Regions from separate parts of the Homo sapiens genome. Here region 2 is linked to region 1. Evidence: chromatin contacts called from ENCODE Hi-C or POLR2A ChIA-PET data. All regions are on one chromosome and are shown on one strand. Each heading gives the region's core, a stretch centred on a gene start or an enhancer-like site at or near the end of the contact. The rest is flanking DNA. Distances are from core to core; before and after follow the strand shown. Region 1 overlaps DDAH1 (dimethylarginine dimethylaminohydrolase 1). Region 2 overlaps ZNHIT6 (zinc finger HIT-type containing 6).

Evidence for each region. A loop is a pair of places that touch in the nucleus more often than their neighbours do. ChIA-PET counts read pairs that join two places held with the same protein, here RNA polymerase II (POLR2A). Pooled maps may share reads with other maps.
Region 2: a map of G401 shows a loop between it and region 1 (4-fold over the local background). The contact joins two enhancer-like sites. A Hi-C loop is called at or near these places in 4 of 168 maps with a recorded cell type or tissue (G401, HepG2, IMR-90 and 1 more) and 2 of 50 pooled maps. POLR2A ChIA-PET finds 5 or more read pairs at or near these places in 3 of 52 experiments (AG04450, WTC11 and activated CD4-positive, alpha-beta T cell).

The regions. Positions count from the first base shown.
Region 1 is chr1:85,327,729-85,330,394 of GRCh38, reverse strand. The region is part of intron 4 of DDAH1 (dimethylarginine dimethylaminohydrolase 1); the gene reads left to right. Among named protein-coding and RNA genes, the nearest start is that of BCL10, 52 kb to the right of the region's middle. RefSeq lists enhancers at 1,077-1,655, 2,131-2,300. Within about 2 kb of position 1,299, at least 11 of the 41 ENCODE cell types and tissues checked have a DNase peak (open chromatin) inside an H3K27ac peak, as active enhancers do; they include IMR-90 and mammary epithelial cell, where a contact is called at or near this core.
Region 2 is chr1:85,679,950-85,682,615 of GRCh38, reverse strand. ZNHIT6 (zinc finger HIT-type containing 6) reads left to right here. Exons shown (of 10, transcript NM_017953.4): 6 at 1,712-1,780. Among named protein-coding and RNA genes, the nearest start is that of ZNHIT6, 27 kb to the left of the region's middle. Within about 2 kb of position 1,360, at least 3 of the 41 ENCODE cell types and tissues checked have a DNase peak (open chromatin) inside an H3K27ac peak, as active enhancers do; they include IMR-90 and mammary epithelial cell, where a contact is called at or near this core.

The DNA.
Region 1 (2,666 bases), core at 50-2,549:
ACGGCCCAACAGCTGCATTCTCGGGATATTTGAAATGGTGCTCATCTTTTAACAAAGCCTCTGTGCATCCACAAAGGGGAAACAGAACCTGTTCCTTGGCCTCACTGTTGCTCAGTCCTCAGGAGCCTGAGCTCTTTGAGGTGATACCCTACCAGACAGGATGTGTTAACACATCCTCACAGTGCCCATTAGGGTGTAAAAAGGGAAAGATGTTCAAGAGCAACACAGCCTTCCTGCATCTTTCTCTGCATGTTCCCTGCTGAATGGCCAGCACCCTGTCTTGTGTACATACATGTGTCTCCTAAACCCAGCTACAAATAAATGGTAAGCTTATTCAGACAATAACAACATACAAGAGAAAGGAAAATAATTACTCCAACAGGAAAGGAGAAATCTGTTCTTTGCCTCGAAAGACAAAATCTCTTTGTGTTTATAATAAGCACCTTTAGCATTTTCAAGGGGGAAAAGCATATTTCTTGTTTGTTATCTACAGTTACCACTTCATACATCCCTTTTATTTAGAAAGGCTACACCTGACATAACTTTTGTAATTTTTTTCAGTTAAGCAGAACTACTCACTGCTCCAAATGGGGCCTGTTCATTATTAAAAGTCATTTCTTTGGGCATATTCTTAAATCTGTCTTAAAATGATAACCGTGGAGTCTTGATAAATTAATTGAAAAGCTTCTCCTAAGGTAGCTTTGTTGGGGTTTTGTTAAGACATTTATTTTAAGAGTAACTCTCAGTAGAATTTATCAATGAATTACTTCATATATTCTCAGCATTAAATTATTTCCCCACTAAAGATATTATAATTCCTTTCCTCCCAGTAATGAAAAATTGAAACTGTCCTCAAATAATTCTAAAGTAGGTACTGGCCTTTATGTTAGTAAGTATAGGAATGTCCCCACCAGAAGCTTTAAATGATAAAAAATAAGGCTCAGAAAAGGAAGAAGCATTAAAGAATGAAGAGTGATTACAATTTCAAATACATGCCAGTAACTGAAGAACAATTCAAATAGGAACCAAGTAGGGGAGAGGATTGTTCACTCAAGGAGGTGAGGTTGGGGGATAGGGCAGAGCATGGAAACAGCTGAAGTCAACTGGACAGGCCCTGTCACTTCAGTGACACGTGGTACTTTCTGAGATGGGCACAACCTTGGAGATTTTAGTTTGTTTCCTCACTGGTAAACAAGAAGTCAGCACTGATAACAATCCCTGAGAACACTTCCTCTGGAATGTATGACATTCCATGCTTTTGCTTTGTAGTCACCTCCGGACATGCATGAGTCACACTGAGAGGTGGGGAATTTGCCCAGACCGCTAGATCCAGTGAATAAAGTCAGGCCTAAGAGATGTAGTCTTGCCATGTTTCTTTCTCTTTCAATTCATCTGGTACTAAGAGACATGGGTGATTTATTTATCTGTGGGTAAAGAGTACAATGAAGCTTCTGCAGATCACAAATTAAAATGGAAAGCCAACTGGCAGTTATCTGGTGATTATGAGTGGTGGGAGCACTTAGCCTGAATGTGTGGGCCAAAATATGCCACACACAGTTTTCCCAATTGCTTAGAAAAGTAAGTCAATGTGAGTAATAGATTTTCTAGATTTTGTTTTGTTTGTGTCTAGGTTGACCAGGTAGCAGTGGTTGTGTATACATGTTCTAAGGATCTCTCTGAGGTCCTCAAACCACTGGGGTCCTACTTAGTAAACCTCTGGCTCAGAGAACTGCCTCCCCAGTTGTCTGGAAGAAATTCTGAACTTCTTGGGTAAACTAGGTCCAATTCATGTGACAGGATGACCGTCCAGTTCTGACTGCAAACATGAGCAGACTGGCCATCTTGGTCCACCCTCAACAGCACATAATAAACAGAGATTTAGACATAGTGGAATCCCATTCCCTGCACCTGGAAAAAAGCACGTTTGTGAGACTGACCAAAAGCTATTGTCTAGAAGTTTCACAAATCCTAACTGCCACCTTGCATATCGAGGCAGCCCCACTCTACTATGAAGAAGTCAATCTGCCCATTGGGTTTATGGACTATTTTACTAAATTGGGGTCACAACCTGACAGAGGCTTATGTGTTCGGTTTGATATACACAAAAGTTTTTCTTTTCTTTCTTTCTGTGAATGCCCTTAGGTGCCACATACTCTGCAGGTAATTCCAGATCCAACCCCCTGTTGTCTTACTTTGTCATCCAGAGTCATTTGAGTTAGGACCACAGAGTATAGTGCCCTTCTGTATGGCTTTGAAAAACAGACAAACCTTGGCCTTGTTGATTTTAGCCATGTTTTTTCACATTAAAAATAATGAGTTGTATTTCTGTTTCTGGACATAGACCATACCTTGTTTCTCTGAGGGAATTCAATTGTTTACCCATGTGATTGACCACACAGTTCATCACAGTGCCCTCCTGAGGTTCTCTGTAGCGTTTAAAAAGGTGAAAGGAATGAAGAAATGAACCAGTTAGTGCAAACATATTTTGGTCACCTGCTATATGTCAAGTGACTTGCAAGAAACAAAGAGGGAAGTGAACCGACTTTTATTACACATTTAATATCTGCTAGAAGCTTGTGCTAAGCATTTTATGTACATTATCTGTTTTGGGGTTTTTTTTAAATAATCTTCAGAGTTACCCTGTGGAGGATAGGTATAGCATTCCC
Region 2 (2,666 bases), core at 111-2,610, 350 kb before region 1:
CAATGAATGACTTTGTTATAAGTAGAGCTAGTTAACTACAACAAATAAAATGATTTCCGAGGGCTTTTCTCTCTGTGTTTGGAATGTTAAGTGCTTTCTGAATGTATTCAGGGTGTATTAAATGTTAAAAGGCGAATGGTTTTTGAAATTACTCAAGCAAGAATTGGGGTGATTGAGTATGGTTTACAATTCCATAAGATGGCAAGTTGGTAATCCTTTTTTTCCCTAAGTTAACCTGAAAAAACATACATTTAGGAAGAAACTATATTATGCATTAAGATGAACAAAATGAGGCCGGGTGCGGTGGCTCATGCCTGTAATCCCAGCACTTTGGGAGGCCGAGCCAGGTGGATCACGAGGTCAGGAGATCGAGACCATCCTGGCGAACGTAGTGAAACCCTGTGTCTACTAAAAATACCAAAAAAAAAAAAAAAAAATTAGCCGGGCGTGGTGGCGAGCACCTGTAGTCCCAGCTATTCAGGAGAGAGGCAGGAGAATGGTGTGAATCCGGGAGGCGGAGCTTGCAGTGAACCGAGATCATGCCACTGCACTCTAGCCTGGGCAACAGAGCGAAACTCCGTCTCAAAAAAAAAAAAAAAGATGAACAAAATCTGTTTATTTCTTATTAAAAAAAAAAAGTCAGCCTTGTGATAATGCTATTATGGTATTCCTATTTCACAGATAATGAATATTGCAAAATGTTTTATTTTGGAAGAATTATTTATTTAAAACTAGTAACTGTTGCTTTTGCATTCAAATTTTTAAATGTTTTTTCCTCTGAGATTTTAGACATCTGTCCTTTAGATTAGTAAAGGGTACTTTTCAACTTTGTTCTCAATAAAATTATGTTCTTTGTCTTCTGACAGAAATTCTACTAAATCATATAGATGTTTGGTGAAAGATAGATTGTATTAAAAGAAAATTATTTTAGATTTTGGGGTCCTACTGCTATGGGATAGATTTTAAGGAGATATCGGTAGTCATTAACTTGCTCTAATGGATTGTTAGAAATTTCTTCTAAGTAAGGAAAACATTGTGTAAAATCATCATGTAGTGAAGACATTTAAATTTCTGTATTGGATTCAATATTTTGAGCATTAGAATTTTTAAAGAAGGAATCATGTCAATGTCTCTAAATTTAGATATATTAAATATAGTCATTTTTCTAAAATCAGACATTTAGTGAGTTATTGCTGTTGATGCTATGTCAAACCAAAGTTTAGACCTGAAAGCAAAAAGACTGTAGCTCAAAGTGCATTCTGCTTAGCAACCAGCTTGTTGTCTCCTGTTTTGCTACTGAATGCACGTACTCATGCCTCAGAAGTGTATCTCCAGCCAGCTGGACTCAACCGGACAATACTTCATTCACCTAATTTCCAGACTAGTCAAGCAAAGACATCAGCTCATTGTATTTAGTCATGAGGAAATTTATTTGTAAACTTCAAATAGTAGCACACTGCTCCCAAAAGCCCCTGAACTATGAGAAATTGCTTTCTGATTCAGAAATGTGAAGTCCTTGGAATTTAGAACTGCTTCCCTTTTTTTTCTTTCTTAATAACCCTTGCAAGAGAAATTAGCTCTTAATAGAAAATATATGTTAAAGTCTAAGAATAATTTTGGAATTATCTTAAAGTGAAAATTTAGAAAGTTCAATTTGCATCCAGACTTTTATTATCTACCTTGATTCTCACATGATTATTTTCTCTCTTAGAAAACAACAGTTTTGTTGGCATGTGAAGCTCCAGTTTCCTCAAAGTCAAGCTGAGTACATAGAAAAAAGGTATCACTGCTATCTTTCAATCACTGATTTGTTTTAATTTGAAGGCTGTGTATTTAAAATAAACTGTTAACTTAATGTCAGTAGTAGAATGGATAACTAAATTGTGGTGTATTTATACAATGAAATGCTAAACATCACTAAAAATGAACTACAGCTATGCACATCAACATGGATGAATCTCAGAAATAATATAAGAAAAGCAAGTTAAGGAAGAATGTAGAGAACATGATTGTAAATATGGGGGAAAAAAGCCAGAAAACTAAATAGTGTACTTTTGGGAATACCTACAAAGGTGATAGAACTAACTCTAAGGGAAATTATTAACATAGAAATCCTGATGATGGTTTCTTTAGCAGCAAAGCAAGTATTGAGGAGAGGGATCCGAGGAGAATTAGACGGCTGAAAGTTTCCTATTTCTTCAGCTGGGTGGTTGTTAAGGAAGTGAAAAATGACCCAAAATTCTACCATGCAAAGATTACTACTATTAACATTATAGTGTATCACTCAGAAAATACATTATTTTAGAAGTATATATGTGTACTCATTGGAATTAATTTGCATAAAGTTTTTGTGTTACTGTTTCATATTAAAACTTGTTCTTTTCTTTTTCTTTATTTTTGGAGGGGAGTGGGGGCAGGATCTTGCTCTGTTGCCCACGCTGGAGTGCAGTGGTGCGGACCTCCGCTCACTGCAGCTTCAACCTCCTGGGCTCAGGTGATCCTCCTACCTCAGCCTCCAAGTAGGTGGGACTAAAGGCTCAGGCCATCACGCCCAGCTAATCTTGTTTAGTTTTGTAGAGGCAAGGCCTCACTATGTTGCCCAGGCAGGTCTCAAACTCCTGGCCTCAAGCAATCCTCCCCTCTCTGCCTCCCAAAATGTCGGAATT